Regions from separate parts of the Homo sapiens genome. Here region 1 is linked to region 2. Evidence: chromatin loops called from intact Hi-C (ENCODE). Cell type or tissue: tibial artery. All regions are shown on one strand. Each heading gives the region's core, and the rest is flanking DNA. Links, peaks and the distances in the headings are about the cores only.

Region 1 (2,924 bases), core at 331-2,830, 130 kb after region 2:
GAAGGAAAATGTTCTAACTCAGAGAAGGGAGCATTTCAGCTCTTTCTTGACAGATACGTGAAAGTAAGCCAAATAGACTTGAATGTTTGGGAAAAAAAATAAAAACAGGTAGGGATGCTATCTTCCTCTTGCCTCAGTCAAAATAGGCCAAGTTCAAAGCCTAAAAGGGCAGCAGGAGATTAGAAAATGCCTAAGGAGGAGAAATCACAGAAAGAGAACCCTGAAAGACAAACTTCACCGACATTATAACCTCCTCAGAGGCCATTCAGTGTAGCCAGAAAAGGACTCTTCATTTTCATATTTCAGAGAGTTTTTTGTCAAGTTTTTTAAAATTCTTTTCTACATTTAATTGCAGTAACAGTTTTTGGTGCTTATTGATGTTAATGGTAAATACGAGCATAAATAGAAAGGTACATATACTTTTCTTATAGAGTATTTTCCATTGCATTATTGAATAAATACAATAGGATTTGGGAATACAGAAAAAAACTACCAATCTGTTTGCAAAGTAATAATATTACTGACAATGCCAATTTTATTTAAAAGGTGAGTTTCATGAGATTCAGAACCAATTTTCCAAATCTAAGATCAATTTCATAAAAAATGAGTATACTCTGAGACTTCAAGAGGAAATTTATTCGAGAGTGTTGCATATTTTACATCACCCCCAGATTACATGTTAAAACACGTCATATTTGTTTCAAATGTCCTTTCTACACAAAATGATCCTGTTCCTGATAAACATGTCCCTCTGCCCTACCTCCCTCAGCTTCTTTTCATTGTTTGGATCTCTCTTTTTTTTTCCTTAGAATTGTATGTCTTCTAAATGTAAATAAGCCTTATGGCTTTTAAATTCTACAAGATCTCCAAAATGCTATCTGCATCCCAAATTCTTACTTTTATTTCCTTTGCCTAAAAATAAGGAGAAAAACAAACAAACACGACACAAACACACACACACACACTAACTATAAACAAAACGCCACAGGCTTCATTTTCCATGACAGGAAATAGCTGAAAAGGGAGAAGAAGGCAAATTGGGGTTTATATTGGAACGTAAGCAGTAAATAATTGATCTCCCACTTCTCCCTGCCTCAGTTTGGAACCATTGAGAAGTAGGAGTCGGGATGACCATCAAAATATGACCTTTGTCTGTTTGGGAACATGACTTGTGCATGTAGAAACATGGGCTTAATGGTTCTATACCCCCTGAGATGAAACAGATTTATCCATCTGTTCACGAGGCAGAGGCAGAAAAAAATCATAGAGTTTCTGAAATAGAAAAAAGTGGCAGGGGAGGGGAGTGTACCCCTGTCCATTTTATAGCAATAGGAAGCAGCAATAGCATCTTCCTTGAAGGCAGACTGGCTCCCAAATAGAGTTACAGGGGGCTGAGAAGAGAATTAAGAGTATTAGCAGTTCCTTCTTTCAAATTACCAATCTTTTATAGAGGATTGAGGGAGGAGAACGGGCAAGAGACCTGAGTCTTTCTCTAGAGGTGGTCCCTCCATAGGGAAATCTTAGGACAGGGAATAGAAAGAATCCCTCATCTTACTATTTAAGAACTTCTCTTAGCCCCACTGTCTGAATTTAATTAAGCCACTTCAATTTTCTTCAGGTCTTTGGCAAGCTTCATGGTCATTCTGAACTATTCCTGATGTACTTATGTCTTTAAAAATTATGCTTAGGATAGTTCTGAGAAAGTGACTCTTGGGAAAGAGTACATTTTGTTCCAAATATCTAAACCAGAATGAAGCCAGATCTGGGTGCTTTCAAAACAGAACCTCTATATTAGTCACAAAAATTAGAAGCAATGAAATCTATTAGATCATCTGCTGCCTCCTCATGCCAAGCCCGGGGAATATGGACTGCTTATTCTTTTGAACTTACACTGTTTATCAGAAGGGCAACTAAATAAAGCTTACTCAGAAATAGACACAAAGGGGCTCATTATGTGTCAGCATACACAAATTCAGAAATGTCTCCAGAGCACATGGAGAAAAATGTACGTGGAAAAAAGAAATTTGTTCTGGGAAGTTTTTTTTCTTATTAAGCCAGTTTAATTCCTTTACCAACTTTCTATCTAGCATACTTAAATCATACCCAATTTTTTAAATGTTTATTTTTATTTTGCTGAAATTATTCTCATCAGAATCATTTTCCATGTAAAATTTTCAGTGAAAGTGATGTACTGCTAATCAAGTTTTAAAATTTATATTAATAAATTTATAGCATCTGCAATTGGAAATTTTGTTGTATGACATTATATCTATTCTAAATCTAATATTGCAGATAGATATTTTATTAAAAAGTTTTGCTTCTCTCCATTTTTAGTCAACAACAAAGTTTACTATGTGGAATTTTGTTTTATTTTGTGTTATTATTTTTACTGTTAATATTAATTGTAAATTGGATAAAATAAAATAGTTTATATTTATTTCTTAGCTAACTTATGAGAAAATAGCAAGCAATTTTCCTTTGCTCTTCCAGAAGTGCTGCAATGTAAACGACTAGACAGCTTTATCACTAACCCAATTCTTCTGTATATTTTTATCACTTTGAATATTGCATTTTAAAGTACATCATCTTAGTCTGGTCTGGGGATGCTATAAAACCTTTATCACACACATAGGCATGTCACCTATAGATACACCATAAGTGGCTTAAGCAACATTTATTTATTTCTCACAGTTATGGAGTCTGGGAAGTCCGAGATGAAGCTGCCTGCAGATCCAGCGTCTGGTGTGGGTCCCCTTTCTGGTTTGTAGATGATAATGACCACGTGGCAGAGAGCAGAGAGGGAGTAGCTCTCTTTCCCTTGTTATGTGGACACTAATCTCATCAAAGGGGTTCCACCCTCACAAACAATTTACTTCTAAAAGGTCCCACTTCCCAGTGCTATCACATTAGAACTTCAGCATATA
Region 2 (2,924 bases), core at 257-2,756:
TAGGAAGCCTCAGGAAAGAGAAACAAAGACAACACTGGCCTGCTGCTCTCTGCAATGGTGGGACCCTTGTGGGATAACTGTTTTAGGAATGAAGGTGTCTACCCTCTCTAGAAATGAAAATGCAAGTTTGGCTGTGGTTAAGTATTGGATGGAGGCAAAAAGAAACTGACATATTTTCTTCTTTTCAATTGTTTGATTCACCCTGAAGGGCATGGCTGCTTAATTTTTTTCTCCAGAGATAGGTGGACAGATAAAGACAGGAAAGTAACATCCACAGACTGCCCTCTGTGAAGGTGACAGTGATGAAAGGAATGCTTGATCTGAACACTGGTAAATAAAGTGACCGCATATTTCCCTAGCCAGGAGAGCAATCTGGCTCAAAAGAAACGAGAACAATGACATTACTGCCAGGCTGCTCCTAAGCCTTTGGCTATTCTGTTCAGTGCACAAAAAAAAGCAGTGAACATAGCTGTGACCTGCCTTGTTGGTAGTATCACAATTCTTTGGGGCTCCACTTTAAGAAATTGAGACCTACCTACCTTAATCCTTGGGGGGTTAAGCTTTCAGACTGGAATGATAACTGAACTATTCATTTGCAGTAATTCTGGGTTTTGTGCATATTTTAAAAAGGAATACCGGGCTTGCCTATATTCATTACAACGTCCTCCCAGCTTTCAAATCTTCCAATACAATGCCTCTTCTCTAGTCTTTTAAGCACATCCTGTGACTGGATATGATTATGGGAGATTTACATGCATCCTTGTCTATTGTATCAAAAGATCAGGGAATAAAATGCCCATCATTAAAACCCCAAAGTGATTGGATTGGCATGAGGAATGGGGATGGGGCTGGCATGGAAGAGAGGGTTCTGACTCTGAGATTTCATGAAATGCAAAACAATAGGACAGCTGCTCTTCCATAAACAGATTATTATTATTATTTCTACCTAGACAGCTTGATAGCAGCCATTATCTTCTTTCTGGGTGTCTTATCAAGTTCCGGCTGTGTGCAGCATGGGTGATAAGGAAAGAGAAATGTCACCCATGGGATTGCCAAGGATTATTTCTATGCACTGCTGTTCAGCAACAGCCAATCTCTCAGAACTGAGAAGAAGTCCTATTGTTCACGCTGGGCAGTTGCTATTCTGACTATCCCAAGAGAGCAGAAAAGGGATGTAGTTGCCATTGTGCAAAAGATTGATATTTCATTACTCTCAGCTAAAGTTCTGAAAAGCAGAATCATCATGAAATATCTTTGAAGAGAGAAAAGACAAGGGAAGAAAAGAAGAACGAAATGAGTTCAGAGCTTTTTAGAACTGTGAGGGAGTGCGAAAAAAGAAAGGTGTAATACTTTCAAACAGTGGAAGTTAAAATGCCAGGCGTGTAAGCCTCAGTGAAATTGAGCAGCATCACGTCACCACGACTTGTGGTCCAGCTGTTTATTGCAAAGACTCCATCCTGCGTTACTCATCAGAAAATAGTTAACTTTGTATCTGGCATTATTTTAATTAAAAAAAAAGTTAACTTACTAGATTTCTGTTTGTCTGTGTTTCATACAAGGTTCTTGAATGAAAATAATCTGTTGATATTTAACATTTTTCCTTTCCTTCTCAATGAGAAAATAAATGTTTTATTATACATGCAGATGTGCCAGCTAAATATTTCAGGAAAAAAAAAATCTCTTCGTCGTTTTGTTCCCGTATCTCAGCTTTCCAAACTTATATCTTCCCAGAGAAAAGACTGCATTAGAAAAAAATTAAAACTAAAGTGTATGACTAACCTGTAGTGTATTCATAGAGTATTCCCCCCAAAGTGTTCTGAGTGCTTTAGTCTTCTTTATACATGGTTTTAGGGTCATGCTGATGTTATAATGTAAGCTGCTTGGAAGTCAGCCAAGTCAAATTTTTCCAACATTTTAAATCACTATTCTGAAACTGGAATTTCAAATGAATAAAATGCTTTGCTCTTAAACCAACGACTTCAGAAATGAGATAGATCCTAGTCAGGAATTATTACAACGGGAAGTGAGAGGAGGTTGGGAAGGTAAAGGGCAAAAGGAGGGCATAGAGGGAGAAAGGAGGATGCAGGAAAAGAGGAAGGAGCTTTGACTCCCCTGTGACACGTGAGCCCCAGGAGGGCAAGAGCCTTCCCTTTAGGTTTGTGCAACACCTCATATACAGTAAGCACTCAGGGGATATTTGTTAAATGAATTAGTGAGAGGGGCATAGAAAAAAAGGTTTTGGTATTAAGATATGCAACGGAATATTCCCTTAACGAAATACATTATTTTAGTTTTTCAGCCCTTAAGCATTTACCGGGAAACGTAGAGATTCTCCAACTTTAATACACATATTAATTACCTGAGAGCCTTGTAAAAAAAAAATCCAGATTCTGATTCAGTAGGCCTGGGATAGGCTGAGAGATTCTGCATTTCTATGAAGCTCCCAAGGGATGCAGATGCTACTGGCTCATGGAATACGCTCTGAATAACAATGTGTTAGAGTAGTGCATGGGGTACTGGGCTGGGGGTCATGAGCTCTGAGTTCTAATCTCTGACATGAACCACCTGTGCTTTCAAGCCAGGTGATTAGCTTTCCTAGTCTCAGTCTCCCCATGTAGCTAATGACTGGTTGGATCTACATAATTTCTAGGGTTCTTACAGCCTTAATATTTTGAAAGTTAAAAAGAAAAGAAAGGATTTAGAGAATGCCCAGTTTAACTCTGTCTCTTGAAATCCTGGGGAGGCAAAATCACTTCCGTCCAAAGTTGCACAGGGGATTTGTCCTGTGTGAATTGTGCTACAGCTGATTCCCTGGTTTCTAGTACAGTAATTTTTCTACTCCCATTTCTTTTGTCATTATTATTTTTTGTGGAATACTTAGAATTTGTCTGATGCTATGCTAGGTGCTGGGAATACAAAGATGC

Evidence for each region. A loop is a pair of places that touch in the nucleus more often than their neighbours do. Peaks named below come from ENCODE experiments on the same cell type or tissue, not always from the same donor. Only the 100,000 strongest peaks of a DNase experiment are listed, where the experiment ranks them.
Region 1: a loop joins it to region 2, with 2.4 times the contacts of the local background. A loop is called at or near these places in 3 of 110 quality-filtered maps.

What each region holds. Positions count from the first base shown.
Region 1 is chr12:91,853,803-91,856,726 of GRCh38, reverse strand. No RefSeq gene overlaps it. Among named protein-coding and RNA genes, the nearest start is that of LINC02404, 20 kb to the left of the region's middle. In tibial artery, for the core only: no CTCF peak of the experiment used is centred there; no DNase peak of the experiment used is centred there; H3K27ac peaks cover 1,874 bases.
Region 2 is chr12:91,983,695-91,986,618 of GRCh38, reverse strand. LINC01619 (long intergenic non-protein coding RNA 1619) reads left to right here. Exons shown (of 5, transcript NR_132341.1): 5 at 1-1,643. Among named protein-coding and RNA genes, the nearest start is that of LINC02404, 110 kb to the right of the region's middle. In tibial artery, for the core only: no CTCF peak of the experiment used is centred there; no DNase peak of the experiment used is centred there; H3K27ac peaks cover 2,121 bases.